3 separate regions of the Homo sapiens genome follow, and regions 2 and 3 are each linked to region 1. Evidence: read pairs that join two places in POLR2A ChIA-PET (ENCODE). Cell type or tissue: OCI-LY7. All regions are shown on one strand.

Region 1 (5,000 bases):
AGCCAGGCATGGTGATGCATGCCTGTAGTCCTCACTACTTGGGAGGCTGAGGAAGGAGGATCACTTGAGCGCAGGAGTTCAAGGCTGTAGTGAGCTGTGATCGTGCCACTGCACTCCAGCCTAGGCAACAGAGAAAAACATTGTCTCTAAAATACACACACACGCATATATAGAGAGAGATACATATAAATAAATGCCAATGTCTTATTTTTTATTTTCTTCTGTTTTAGGCTTTGGTTTTGTTTTTGTTTTTATTCTGGAGATGGAGTCTCACTGTCACCTAGACTGGAGTACAGTGGCGTGATCTCATCTTACTGCAACCTCTGCCTCCTGGGTTCAAGCAATTCTCCTGCCTCAGCCTCCCGAGTAGCTGGGATTATAGGCGCCTGCCACCACTCCTGGCTAATTTTTGTATTTTTAGTAGAGATGAGGTTTCATCATGTTGGCCAGGCTGGTTCAAACTCCTGACCTCAAATGATCCACCTGCCTCGGCCTCCCAAAGTGCTGGGATTACAGGTGTGAGCCACTGTACCCAACCCATTTTAGGTATTTCCATATAAAACTCTGTACCAAATGTCCAAATTCAATGGAAAGGACCATTAAATTAATTCCAAATTCTAACTCCAAAAGTATTCTGATTTTTAAAACATCTTTTTATTTTCATTTTAAGGATTCGAAGGATTTCTCTTTGGAAGTTTGTTGCTTTTATTTCTATTTTTACTCACTATTTTCTCTGTCTGCAAGCCAAATAGAGATGATATACATTAGGAAGGAGCTACAGATTCAAAATTAATCTCCACCAAAGTTAATTCCTGCATAAATTAAGCTGAATTTGTTTTTTCAACACCATGAATCAAGTTTAATAGCTATAAATAAAACATGAATTTGAGTTTCCTCATTTATAACTTCAAATCCATGACATTTTAGCATAGGAAGGGTAACGTTTTCTTTTTTCTTCTTTTTTAGAGCTCTGAGGCTAGTCATCTGAGAGACTGTAGTAAATATTGTTGATTCAAATAAATTCCTCTCTATGGCTGAAAAAGCTAATACTAAGAAGCCCACAGAAAAATTATCTCTGCATTCCTTTGTATGCTTATGCAAAACATCATGATCCTCCTCTTGGGACCAGCAAACCAGTAGAGAAATTGCCAGAGATGTGAGCTTTGGGGGTTGGGAAGGCTGTTCTGCTGCATGAAGCGCATGGCTGGTTGTTGGCCTCAGGTTACTCTATGGCTATAATTAGTTCTTGGAGAAATCGTGAACTGGGATTAAAATAGGATGTCAGGATGACCCTGTTGAGACCTAACCTGTAGTAGGTGCTGTGGTGCACCCCTACCCGCTTTGCTTGGCCCAGTGCACCCTCCCCAGCTGTGTGAATGTCTGGTGCCAACACACTTACTACAGAAATTATGCCCCACCCCACCCTCCCACCAAGGCCAAGGCAGCCCACAACCATTGAGAGCACAAGAGGACAATCCCCTTCCCTCAATTTTGTCTTGAGGTTTACACTCCATAACTACATTGTTTGATGTGGTAGCCATTAGCCATATTAACTATTTAAATTTACATCAAATTTAATTAAACATTTAGTTCCTCAGTTATACTAGCCACACTGCAAGTGCTCAATGGCCATAGGTAGCCAGTGACAACTCTACTGGACAGTGCAGATTCTATAGAACATTTCCATTATCATGGTAAGTTCTACTGGCCAACACTGCTTTAGAGTCTACCCCTATGGATCAGACCAACGTGAGGCTTCCCCTGAGGCAACGTCCTTGCTCTCTTTCCCTCTCCCTATCCTGCTTTCATGCCGCCCCTTTAAGTTTTTTAATTCTGTTTCTGAAGAACACTCCCTCAATAAGTCTTCTGCATTTGAATCCCTGTTTTGGACTCTGCTTCTAGGGAATTCTATCCAAGACACTATCTCTATTGCTTTCAGCTTATCGTAAACCAAGGAGTAAGCGTTTATGCATGGAAGCCTTGGACTTCCTTACTCTAGAGATAACATGTAGTCATGCTTTCTGAAGTATAGCCTCGAAGAATCAGTGGGCCTAAATTTCATAAAAGGAAAGGGGTTCTGAGAACGTAATGGAAAGTTTCATTTTCACACCTGAGAGGAAGTGACTGAGGGGTGCAAGTCTCTGCAAGAGGCCGGGTCCTGTGCTCCACTTGCATGCAATGGCAAGATGGGGGCACTAGCTGAGGTGTGCTGGGAGAGTCCACAGTAAGAGCCACGGGTGTGAAAGCAGAATACATGGTCCGCGGTGGGAGACAAGCTGTTGATGGTAGAACCAAGCAGAGGAAAGGGGCAGTGGTAATGATGTGGCCAACAAGGACTAAGCGGTAGGCCCCCACCACATTTGTATCTGGAAGTAAGGTATGCTCTAATGACAGAGGGGAGGGAGCCCCAATACTAATACTGAATAACCAGCCTGGTGAGTGGACTTTCAGAACTGGATAAAATGTGTTATAAACACACATGTGTAGCCATCAGGGAAATGTAAATCAAAACCACAAGCGGATTTCACTTTACACCCATGAGGATGGCTATGCTCAAGAGGAAAAAAAATGTTGGCGAGCACGTGGAGAAATTGGAACCCTCAAGCATTGCTTGTAGGAATGTAAAATGGTACAATCACTTTGAAAAACAGTCCAGCAGTTCCTCAACAAACTACACATAGAGTTACCATACGACCCAGCGATTCCACTCCTAGGCATGTACCCAAAAGAAATGAAACATATGAAATGATACAAAAAGAAAAAAGTGTGTAGGTGAATGTTCATAGCAGCATTGTTCATAACAGCCACATAATAGAAACAACCCAAAGGTCCATCAACTGGTGAATGGATAAATTAAATGTGGTATAACCACACAATATTATGCAATGACAAAAAAGAATGGAGTATTGACATGTGCTACAACGTCAATGAACCTTTAAAGGACACAACATGAATGGATCTTGAAATGTCAAGAATAGATAAATCTATGGAGACATAAAGCAGATTAGTGGTTGCCAGGGGCTGGGGAGGTTTGGAGGAAGTGTGGAGTGACAGATAATGAGTTACAAAGTTTCTTTTTGGGGTGATGACAATGTTCTAAATGTGATTGTAGTGATGGCTGCACAACTCTGAAAATACTAAAAAAACACTTTAAATGGGTGAATTGTATGGGATATGAATTACATCTCAATAAAGCTGTTAGAAACACACACAGACACACACAAGCAATGTGAGTTTTTTGCACTGTAGCTGTGTGACAAAATCATTTACATTGCAATATTTGTTTATCTTTAAATTTATACCTGGGGACCCCTCCTGTATTTTTTCAGATGAGCCTGTGACTCAGGCTGAATGACTGGCAAAGGCACAATAACCTCTCAATTTCTTGAACATGTTCTATTTTATCTCTCTCTTCTGAAGTAACTGGTCAGATAAATATTAAATCAGACATATTGTCTGATGAATCGATCACCAAGAGATTCATGCAAGGAATGTAAAAGCTAGTGTGAAAATAAGGGCATGCCACATTCATCCTCAAACAGGAACACATACTGGGAAGATTATGAAATGTAATAGCCTCAAAATAAACTTTCTCATCCTAAACAGGAAATAGATGTTAAATAGAGAAAATCAATTTATTCCCTATTCTGACCTAAGTCTTCCCTTTGAGTCTTCAAATAAGTAGGTTTTCCCTTCCCAAATAGTCCAACCTGGAACTGTTCCATAGAAATAAAATGCAAGCCACACATGTAATTTTAAATTTTCTGAAGGTCACATTTTAAAAAATCAAAATAAAACTGTGAAATTAATTTTAAGAGTATATTTTATTTAACCAAATAGATCCAAAATATTAACAATTCAACATGCAACCAATATAAAAAATTATTGAGACATTACTTTTTTTAGTATTAAGTCTTCAAAATCCTGTTTATAGTTTACACTATTAGTGTGATCTAATAATAGATCTCAACTTAAACTACATTTCAAGTGCTTGTGGTTGCTGTATTGGACAGTGCAGTTCCAACTACTACCTTAAACTTAAAATCTATCCATCACTCTGCCAGGTGCAGTGATTCACGCCTGTAATCCCAGCACTTTGGGAGACCAAGGTGGGTGGATCACCTGAGGTCAGGAGTTCAATATCAGCCTGGCCAACATGGTGAAACCCTGTCTCTACTAAAAATAAAAAAAAATAAATAAATAAAAAATTAGCTAGGCATGGTGCCGGGCACCTATAATCCCAGCTACTTGAGAGGCTGAGGCAGGAAAATCACTTGAACCCAGGAGGCAGAGGTTGCAGTGAGCTGAGATCACTCCATTGCACTCTAGCCTGGGCAACAAAACTGAAACTCCATCTCAAAAAAAAAAAAAAAAAAATCTATCCATCAGTCAGTAGACCAGTGATTATTTTCAGTGATCAAGCACAGATAAGTTTGTCTTCCAGGGCCTCATCTAAAACTACCTGAACCTTAAGATCCCTTTAAGCTATAAAATTCTGAGGCTCTGGGATTTCTCATTCTAAAATCTCCTCCAGCATATCTAACCAGTCTGATTTTTAGTCATGCCTCCTACCAATCAACCAAGATTTGAAATACTTTTGTATGTGTTTGGGCCTGTGTAAAAATTGGCCCATGTTCAGATGATGTGGTCCATCTGCAAATTAAGGAATGAGACAGGCCGAGGAAAAGAGAATATTTTGGTTCATGGCTTAAGGATAATTAAATCAATTTTTAAACCATTTTTTATTTAGTTTAAAAGCAATGAGCTTTACCTACATGTGTGTGAAATGTAATAATGTATCCATTAAGTAAATACAAACATATAGGCTGGGTGTGGAGACTCACACCTGTAATCCCAGCACTTTGGGAGGCCAAGGCGGGCAGATCACCTGCGGTCAGGAGTTTGAGACCAGCCTGGCCAACATGGTAAAACCCCGCCTCTACTAAAAATACAAAAATTAGCTGGGCGTGGTGGCAGGTGCCTGTAATCCCAGTGACTCA
Region 2 (5,000 bases), 120 kb after region 1:
CAAAACAAACTCTTACGTTCTTTAAAGGAATAAAACAAAATCTAGCACAACAGCATAAGATTCACAATGTATGTATGACATCCAATATAAAACATAATAGGACGCTATAAAATGGATGAACTTCAAAATCATGGTAAGTAAAAGAAGCCAAAAACAAAAGGCCACATTTTATGATTCCATTTATATGAAATATACTGATAAAGAAAATACACAGAAACAAAATGTAGAGACTGGTGGGTGCCAGTTACACAGAAACAGAATGTAGAGACTGGTGGGTGCCAGTTGCTGGGGGAGGAGGAATGGTGAACAATTACTTTTTGGCTATGGGGTTTCCTTTTAGGGTGATGAAAATATTTTCGAATGACATAGAGGTGGTGGTTGTACTACATTATAAATGCCAGCCTGGGCAACATGGCAAAACACTGTCTCTACAAAAAATACAAAAAAGGCCAGGCATGGTGGCTCACGCCTGTAATCCCACCACATTGGGAGGCCGAGGCAGGCAGATCACTTGAGGTCAGGAGTTCAAGACCAGCCTGGTCAACATGGTGAAATCTGTCTCTACAAAAAATACAAAAATTAGCTGGGCATGGTGGCGGGTGCCTGTAATCCCAGCTACTCGAGAGGCTGAGGCAAGAGAATCTCTTGAACCTGAAGGTGGAGGCTGCAGTGAGCAGAGATTGCACCACTGCACTCCAGCCTGGGCAACAGAGCGAGACTCCACCTCAAAAATAAAAACAAAAACACGAGCCAGGCATGTTAGCATATGCCTGTAGTCTCGGCTACTCAGGAGGGTGATATGGGATAACTGCTTGAGCCTGATAGGTCAAGGGTGCAGTGAGCCTTGAGCACACCACTGCACTCCAGCCTGGGCAACCAAGCAAGACTTTGTAAATAAATAAATAAACAAATGTCACTGAACTGTTCACTTTTAAAATGACTTTGTTATGTGAATTTCACATCAATAAAACGTTTTATATGCTGTTTAAAGAAATAATGGCCCCAAATCTTCCAAATTTGATGAAAACTTTAAATCCCCAAATTCAAGAAGTTCAATGAACTCTAAGTAGAAGAAACATGGAAAAAAAAAAGCCACATAATAAATTGCTGTGACACAGAAAATCTTAAATATAATCAGAGGGGAAAAAAGATAAACTACATACATACAACATAATTACTACAGCATATTTCTCCTTAGATACACCAAGGACAGGAAACAATGGAATCTGTTTAAAGTGTTTAAAAAAAAAAAACTATCAGTTTTTATATCCAGCAAAAATATCTTTCAAATATTATGGCAAATGCTTTTTCCAGATAACAAAAACTGAAAGGAAAGATTAGGCTTCAATATATGTTCACTACAAAAAAAAAGTCAAAAGAAAATTCTTCAGGCAGAAGAAAAATGATACCAGATGGAAAGCTGGATCTAGACAAAGAAATGAAAAATATCAGAAATGGTAAATAAAATAAAATAAAAGATATTTTTCTCATGTTTAAATGTCTTTAAAATATGACTTTTAAAAGCAAAGATAACATGTTGTGGGGTATATAAAGTGAACATATGACAACAGCACAAAAGGGTAGAGAAAAAATGGATGTATGCTGTTGTCAGGATCTTACACTGTAAGAGAAACACTGTATCATTATTTGAAGGTACAGCATGGTATATTAAAGATGTATATTGTAAACTCTAGAACAACTTAAAAAAGGAGACGAAATAAAATGGTATCATTGTGATGGTTAATTTTGTGTCAACCTAACTGGGCCAAGGGATGCTCAGATATCCAGCTAAACATTATTTCTGAGTGAGAGTCAGCTAGGCTGTTTGTGGAAGAGATTAGCATCTGAACTGGTGAACTAAGTAAAACTGATTGGATAACATCCATCTGTCCAGCACCTAAATAGAACAAAAAGGCAGAAGATTGAATTAGTTCTCTGCCTCACTGCCTGAGCTGCAAAGTCAAGCTTTTCCTTACCTCAATGCCCCTGGTTCTCAGGCCTTCAGACTCAGACTAGAATTTATACCATCAGTTCTTCAGCTCTCAGGCCTTCAAGCTACAGCACCAGCTTTCCTGGGTCTCTAACTTAAAGACAGCAGGAACAGAACTTCTTAGCCTCCATAATCATGTGAGGCAATATCATATAATAAATCTCTTTCTAGACATATGTATCTCCTACTGGTTATTTCTCTGGAGAAACCTGACTAATACAATCAGAAAGAATACTCAATCCCATGAAAGGCAGACAAATAGGTACAAAGAAAAAGCAAATGAGAAAAAAAAGAAAGTAAATAGTAAGAAGGCAGATTTAAAAGCAAACATTTTGAGAATTATACATTTCATAATGCTAAAAAAGAGCCAATTCATCAGAAAGATGAAATCCAAAAACATACCAATCCTACACAAATTATTTCAGAAAGCAGAAAGGAAGGGTACTGTCCTGAACTCATTTTATGAAGCCAGCACTACTGTGATGCCAAAATCAGACAGTATCACAAAAAAAGAAAACTATGGCCGGGCGCGGTGGCTCACGCCTATAATCCTAACACTTGGGGGGCTGAGGCAGGAGTATCACTTAAGGTCAGGAGTTCAAGACCAGCCTGGCCAACATGTTGAAACCCATCTCTACTAAGAATACAAAAATCAGCTGAGCATGATGGTAGGCACCTGTACAATCCCAGCTACTTGGGACGCTGAGGCAGAAGAATCGCTTGAACCTGGGAGGTGGAAGTTGCAGTGAGCTGAGATCACGCCACTACACTCTAGCCTAGGCAACAGTGCGAGACTCTGTCTCAAAACAACAACAACAACAAAAGAAAACTATATCTAATGTTTCTCTATGACCAATAATGTAAAAATCCTTAAAAATATCTTAGCAAATTGAATCCAAAAATAAACACCATGACTGAGGATTATTCCAGCAATGGAAGGTTGGTTTAATATTCAAAACCAACGTGATTCACAACATTAACAGAGGAAAAAAAAAGAAAAAAACCACATGGCCAACCAAACAGACGCAATAAAAGCATCTGACAAATTGCAACATCCATTTTTGATAAAACAAGAGTAACTCAGCAAACTAGGACTATTTCTCTATCTATAAAAGGTTATCTACAAAAATTCTTCAAAAAGTGTCATATGTAATAAGATTCTCCCTAAGATTAGAACAAGATAAAGACATCTGCACAAATACAAAAGGGAAGACAAAAAAAAAAAAAAACAAAAGGTATACAGATTGGAAAGGAATAAACTGCCTTTCGTTGCAGATGACATAATTGTGTATGTACATAAATCCTAAGCAAATTACTAAAAAGCTATCAAAACTAATAAATGAATTAAGCAAGACGGCAAGATAAAAGGTCAATATACAAAAGTTAAATATATTTCATATTCTGGAAACATGGAAAATGAAATTAAGAATGCAGTTCCATTTACAAAATCATCAAAAATACAAAATACTTAGAAACAGTTAATAAGAGATGTGCAGGGAGTACACATGAAGACTATAAGACATAGCTAAGAAAGAGATCTAAGAAAACCCAGCTATATTTGTTCATAGATCAGAAGGCTCAATGTTGTTAAGATGGCAATTCTTCCCATAATGATCTGCATATAGAAGACAATCCTAATAAAAATCCCAGCAGAATATTTTATAGAAATCAATAAACTAATTCTAAAATTCATATGGAGATGCAAAGAACCTAACAGCCAAGGGATCTGAATGAAAAACAACAATGGTGAAGGACTTAACAATATCTGACTTAAAGAGTTATGAAGGGCTGGGTGCGGTAGCTCATGCCTGTAATCCCAGCACTTTGGGAGGCCGAGGCGAGTGGATCACTTGAGGTCAGGAGTTTGAAACCAGCCTGACCAACATGGTGAAACCCTGTCTCTACTGAAAATACAAAAAAAACTAGCCGGGCGTGGTGGCAGGCGCCTGCAATCCCAGCTACTCGGGAAGCTGAGGCAGGAGAATCACTTGAACCTGGGAAGCAGAGGTTGCAGTGAGCTGAAATCACGCCACTGCACTCCAGCCTCGGCAGCAGAGCAAGACTCGTCTCAGGAAAAAAAAAAAAAAAGTTATAAAGCTAGTCATCAAAAGAGTGGTACTGGTGTAAGAACAGACAAATATCAATTGGACAGAATAAAGTAAACACACACACACAATTTTCAAGAAAGGTTTCCAGGTAATTAAATGGGGAAAAAAAATCTTTGCAACAAATGATGCTACAACAACTGAATAGCAATATGCAATTTAAAAAAAATGACATGAAGACTTGAATAGATATTTCACAACAAAAGATATGATTAACATCAAATAAACACATGAAAAGACATTTAATATCACTAGACATTAGAGAAATGCAAGTTAAAACCAAAGTGAGATATTACTATACAGGCAACTGGCATAATAAATATGGCTATAATTTAAAAATGGACACACAAAGTGTAACTGAAGATGTGGAATAAATGATTATGTGGTGAACAGAATTCTTAGGTAGCCCTTTGAAATTCTGAACCCCTTGTATACATACTTTTTCTCCCAATTACTAAATCAAACACTCATCTAGTTACTGCTGCAGAAGGATTTTGCACATGTAATTAAGGTCCCAAATCAACCACCTCTGGATAAGATTTATCCAGGTGGCCCTGACCTGTAAGAGCCCTTTAAAAGCAATTTTCCCTGTGTGGTCTAAGAAGGTGAAAATGAAAGAGTCAAAGCAGGAGAGGAATTCAACACAAGGGAAGTGGAGAGGCCACATGGCATTGAATGCAGGCAGCCTGACGGGGATAAGAGTGACCTCTAGTGAACAGGAGCAAGGAAACAGAGTGCTCAATCTCATAAGGGCAAAGAGCTGAATTCTGCCAATAACGTGAACAGCTTGGAAAGCAGACTTCCCCAGAACCTCCACAGGAGAACTTGGTCTGGATGGCATCTTGATTTCAGCCTTGTGATACTCTGAAGGGAACCCAGTCATGCAGTGGTGAGCTTCTGATTTG
Region 3 (5,000 bases), 310 kb after region 1:
TTTAAAAAAATAAACCTAGTGTGAAATTATAGCCCTCAGTGGTTTTGGCTCAGTTTCAGGGTAAAGGGAAGGTAAAATTTAGCTGTCACTGAGGGAGAAAAAAGAGGATGGGAGGAGAGTTTTTCTAACACCACATTTGCTATTTAATTTGAGCTGCAGTAAGTTTCAAGGGGAAAATGCACAAGGCTGTTAATGGGAGGTCAAGTGGTAGAGTGGGAAAGGCAGTGGTCTTGGAGCCTGGAGCCTCAGTTTGAATTCCTGGTTTTACTGCATTTGTGACATATCTTGAGTATCAGTTTCTTTGTCTCTAAAACGAAAATAGTATTCTTCTCATAGGCTTGTTGTTAGGACTAAATGAAATAATACCTGTAAGTCACCTGAAATGGGTGGCACTCCACAAGTTCTAGTTTCCTTTCCTCTGACCCCTCTGCTGTAGAAGGTACTCATGGCAATCTACACTCTGTAGTAGTGGCTTTCAACTTTTGGTCTATGTCAGAATTGCCTGTGGAATTTTTTTCATGGAACTTATGCCTGAGGCCCAACTTTAGGAATTCTGATTTCCTAAGCATGCGGTAGGGTCTATATACTTGCACTGCTGCTTTTTAAAAAAATGATCGGTAATTTCTACCAAAATTAAAGTTAAAAACTACCGATAAATTGCTTGACTCTCCACTGCTTACAGTTCAGACACTGATGCAATAGCCTAGCATTTAAGGGCCTTCACAAACTGGCCCTGACTTCCCTTTCCAGAAGGATTTCCCCTCTGCTCTCCTTCACTACAGACATACTGGCCTCTTGTTGGTCCTTGGAGGATTGTCAGCTTTTGCAACCTTGACTTGCCTATATAACCCCATGGCCTAGAACATTCTCTGCTCCAGCTCTCTGTTTCTCTTATTCTTCTTTTTTCTTGAAGGCTTAGCCCTCCCTGTTATTCATTGTACTTTTCCCCACTTCCATGATAGACCGTCTGCCACAGAATATCTCTACCATCTATTTGCACCAGGCATTTACAAATAGTCACATATCGTGTTGGATGTTTTAGGGTTGGTGTTTTTTGGGGTCAGAAAAGTATTCGTGCTTCATAATTTTTTCAATCCTTTCTGATGCTTAACATGGTGCTTGTGCATAGTGGGTACATTATCAATAGCTGATGGAATGAAGTAATTACTGTTATCATGAGGAGGCTCCTTATACAGGAATACCTTGTTTTACTGCATGTTGCTTTATTGTGCTCCTCAGATATTGCTTTTTTGTTTGTTTGTTTTTTGTTTTTTTGTTTGTTTTTTTTTTTTTTTTTTTTTTTTTACAAATTATAGGTTTCTGGCGACCCTGCATGGAGTAAGTCTATCAGCACCATTTTTCCAACAGCATGCACTCACTTTGTGTCTCTGTGGCACATTTTGGTAATTCCTGCAATATTTCAAACTTTTTCATGCTTATTATATCTGTTATGGTGATCTGTGATCAGTAATCTTTGAGGTTACTATTGTTATTGTTTTGGGACACTATGAACCATGCCCATCTAAGTCCACAAACTTAGTAAATATCTGTTGACTGCTCCACTGATTGGCTGTTTCCCCATCTCTCTCCCTTTCCTTAGGCCTCACTATTCTCTGAAACACAACAATATTGAAATTAGGCCAATTAATAACTCTACAATGGCCTCTAAGTGTTCAAGTGAAAGGAAGAGTCGCACATCTGTCACTTAAAGTCAAAAGCTAGAGATGATTACTCTTAGTGAGGAAGGCGTGCTGACAGCTGAGACAGGCTGAAAGCTAGGACTTGTGTGCCAGACAGTTAGCCAAGTTGTGAATTCAGAGGAGAAGTATCTGGAGGAAATTAAAAGTGTAACTTTAGTGAGCACATTAATGGTAAGAAAGTGAAGCAGCCTTATTGCTGCTATGGAGAAAGTTTTAGTGGCCTGGATAGAAAATCAGGCCTGGCATGGTGGCTCGCACCTGTAATCCCAGCATTTTGGGAGGCCTAGGTGGGCAGATCGCCTGAGCTCAGGAGTTTGAGACCAGTCTGGGCAACATGGTGAAACCCAAATAAAAAAAATACAAAAAATTAGCCGGCTGTGGTGGCATTAGCCTGTGGTCCTAGCTGCTTGGAAGGCTGAGGTGGGAGGATCTCTTCAGCCTGGGAGGTCAAAGCTGCAGTGAGCCAAGCTTGTGCCACTGCACTCCAGCCTGGGTGACAGAGGGAGACCCTGTCTCAAAAAAGAAAATCAAACCAGTCATGATATTCCCTTAAGCTAAAGCCTAATCCAGAGCAAGGCCCTCAACACTGGGGCAAGACTCTCCACCAGCAAAAAGATTGTGACTCACTGAAGGCTCAGATGATTGTTAGTATTTTTTAGCAATAAAGCACTTTTAAATGAAGGTTCGTACATTGTTTTCCTAGACATAATGCTATTGCATACTTCATAGACTACAGTGTAGTGTAAACATAACTTTTATATGCACTGGGAAACCAAAAAAATTGTGTGACTCCCTTTATTGTGATATTTCGGTGGTTGGAACTGAATCTGTGATATCTCCAAGGTATCCTGTGTATTGATGTGAGTTTAGGAAGATCACTGCAGCTGTAATAGCAAATCTGTCCTGTCTGCTACCACCAGCCTACATACTTTATGTTAACTCAGTTAACTTTCATAACAACCTCAGGTTTTACCATATTATTCCCATTTTACAGATGAGGATATTGTGGCACAGAGAGGTGAAGTGACTTGTCCAAGGTCACACAGCTAGGAATTGACAGAGTCAGTGTTCTAGCCCATTCTGGCTGATCCCAGAGTTCATGCTTTTAATTCCCATTTTAAAATTCCCCTTCATTATATCAGCTAGAGTTTAGTTAGTGCTCACTGTGAGTGCCAGGGCCTTGCTCTATGGCATAGAAATTTCTCACTTAATTTGCACAACAATCACGTGAGGCAGCTTCATTCCCGTTTTACACGTGAAGAAAATGAGGTTCATCAGCTTGCTCAAAAGCCCTAGGCCAGTAGTGAAAAGAGATTCAAATCCAGGTCCACCTGGCTTCTGAATCCATGCACTTAAGCACTTGGCTCTGTTGTGGGTCTATTTAGTTCCTACCAACTTTTGGCTAGCTATCTTGTTGCCATGGGAACCCCTGGCTTATTGTGCCCACCACTCATGTCCTATCAGCTGCAGCAACATTTCCCGTTAGGCCACAGCCAGCCATGACATTGTGTCCTAGGCTTTTCTTTGTTTAAAGGAAAACCTCTATGGTCAGATACAGCCATGCAAGTAGCTCTGCCCTGCTGATATTGGTTTTGAGGCTTCTGGGGATTTTATTCTCTAACATCATGTCACAAAACATTTTCCTGATAGCATGCATGTGTCTATTTATATATACATACTTGTGCATGTGTGAATGTACTTAAAAACTTTAAGCCTAAGTCTACGATGATAAGCACTGGGTTTATGCCCTTTGAAGAACAGCTTGATAGTTTCTTGAAAAGCTAAACACACACCATTCACTCCACTCGTAGATATACATCCAAGAGAAAAAACTGCTGTGTGATCAAAAGCCATGTTTTGTCAATAATATGAAAACAAAGAACATAATAAAAAAGAGGGGTGCTTTACCAAATATATATGAGTGGCAAATAAATATATGAAAAGATGTTCATTGTCATTAGTCTTTAGGGAAATGCAGATTAAACCTATAATGAGATACTACTGCATATTTATTAGAATGTCCAAAATTATAAGGACTGACAACTCCAAGTGTTGACAAGAGTGTGGAGGAATTGAAACTCTCATACACTGCTGGTGGAAAAGTAAAATGGTACAACCACTTTGGAGAACAGCTTGACAGTTTCTTAAAAAGCTAAAGACACAGTATTTACTCCACTTCTAGATATATATCCAAGAGAAATGAATGCCTATGTCCACACAAAACTTGTACATTAATGTTCATTGCAGCTTTCTTTGTGATTGTCAAAACAGGAAACAACCTAAATATCAAACAAAAGGTTAACAGAGAAACAAATTATGTATATTCATACAATGGTATACTTCTCAGCAATAAAAATAAATGAACTATTGCTATGTGCAACATGGATGAATCTCAAAATAAGTATGCTAAGTGAAAAAGGCCAGATAAAAATGAGTACATTCTGTGTATCTTTGATAAAAGTTTCTAGAAAATGCAAATAGTCTATAATAACAGAAAACAGATCAGTGGTTGCCTGGGTGTTACAGGATTCCTTTGGTGCTGCTTTGCCAGCCAGAAATCTCTGTGGCTGCTTTTGCCTCTGCCCAGGCCTTGCTTGGGCCCACTGGGCTCGCTCTGCCTGCTTAGCCTGGCAGGCTGGGCTCAGCTCATGCCCTGGCTGGGATCCTGCACCCACTGTGACTCTGCGCTCAGCCTGTGGCTGAATAGGGTGTGCCACAAGTGACTTCCACCTTGGACACTAGAATCTAGACAAGGGGAATGTGGTGGTGCCCGAAAACTTGGAGATGGCAGCAATCGTGGAGCCCCAAACGGTGTTACAGCTCTTGCTCGGGGAGTCCCAAGGTCTGAACCCCTAAGCGTTGTTGCAGCTCTTCACTCCCCTAGCTTGGCAAGTGGGAGCATGTCACAGCTCTCTTTCTCCTATAGTCTGGCGAGCAGGTGTGTGTGTTAACAAACCCTTTTATTCCCACTGCCTGCAGCTCAGTGGGCAGAAGGGCGGGTTACAGCTCATTCATTCCTGTCACCTGCAGCTAGGTGAACAGGAGGGTTAGAGCCCATTTGTTCCCACTACCTGCAGCTTGAGGAATGGGAGGGTGCAGCACCAGCAGCTTTTTTCACTCCTGCCATTCAGCAGGTTCTGGGTTCTTGTCGCACAACCAAGAAGAATGTGGTACATGGACACTGGAGAGTGAGTAAGGCGGAGAAGAATTTTATCGAGTGACAGAAGGAAAGCTCTCAGTTGAGAGGAGATCCTGAGTGGGTAGCTGTCTGTGTGGCTGAGTCCGGGGTTTTTATGGCCT

The links. Peaks named below come from ENCODE experiments on the same cell type or tissue, not always from the same donor. Only the 100,000 strongest peaks of a DNase experiment are listed, where the experiment ranks them.
Region 2: POLR2A ChIA-PET joins it to region 1 with 5 read pairs; 2 of 35 experiments call an interaction of 5 or more read pairs at or near these places.
Region 3: POLR2A ChIA-PET joins it to region 1 with 5 read pairs; 2 of 35 experiments call an interaction of 5 or more read pairs at or near these places.

What each region holds. Positions count from the first base shown.
Region 1 is chr2:68,097,332-68,102,331 of GRCh38, forward strand. The region is part of intron 2 of LOC105374789 (a long non-coding RNA gene); the gene reads right to left. Among named protein-coding and RNA genes, the nearest start is that of C1D, 37 kb to the left of the region's middle. In OCI-LY7, no CTCF peak of the experiment used is centred here; a DNase peak (open chromatin) is centred at 2,120.
Region 2 is chr2:68,220,603-68,225,602 of GRCh38, forward strand. The region is part of intron 1 of PPP3R1 (protein phosphatase 3 regulatory subunit B, alpha); the gene reads right to left. Among named protein-coding and RNA genes, the nearest start is that of PPP3R1-AS1, 28 kb to the right of the region's middle. In OCI-LY7, a CTCF peak has its summit at 4,804 (motif pointing left); a DNase peak (open chromatin) is centred at 4,799; H3K27ac peaks cover 622 bases.
Region 3 is chr2:68,411,934-68,416,933 of GRCh38, forward strand. No RefSeq gene overlaps it. Among named protein-coding and RNA genes, the nearest start is that of PLEK, 49 kb to the left of the region's middle. In OCI-LY7, no CTCF peak of the experiment used is centred here; no DNase peak of the experiment used is centred here; H3K4me3 peaks cover 1,094 bases; H3K27ac peaks cover 1,245 bases.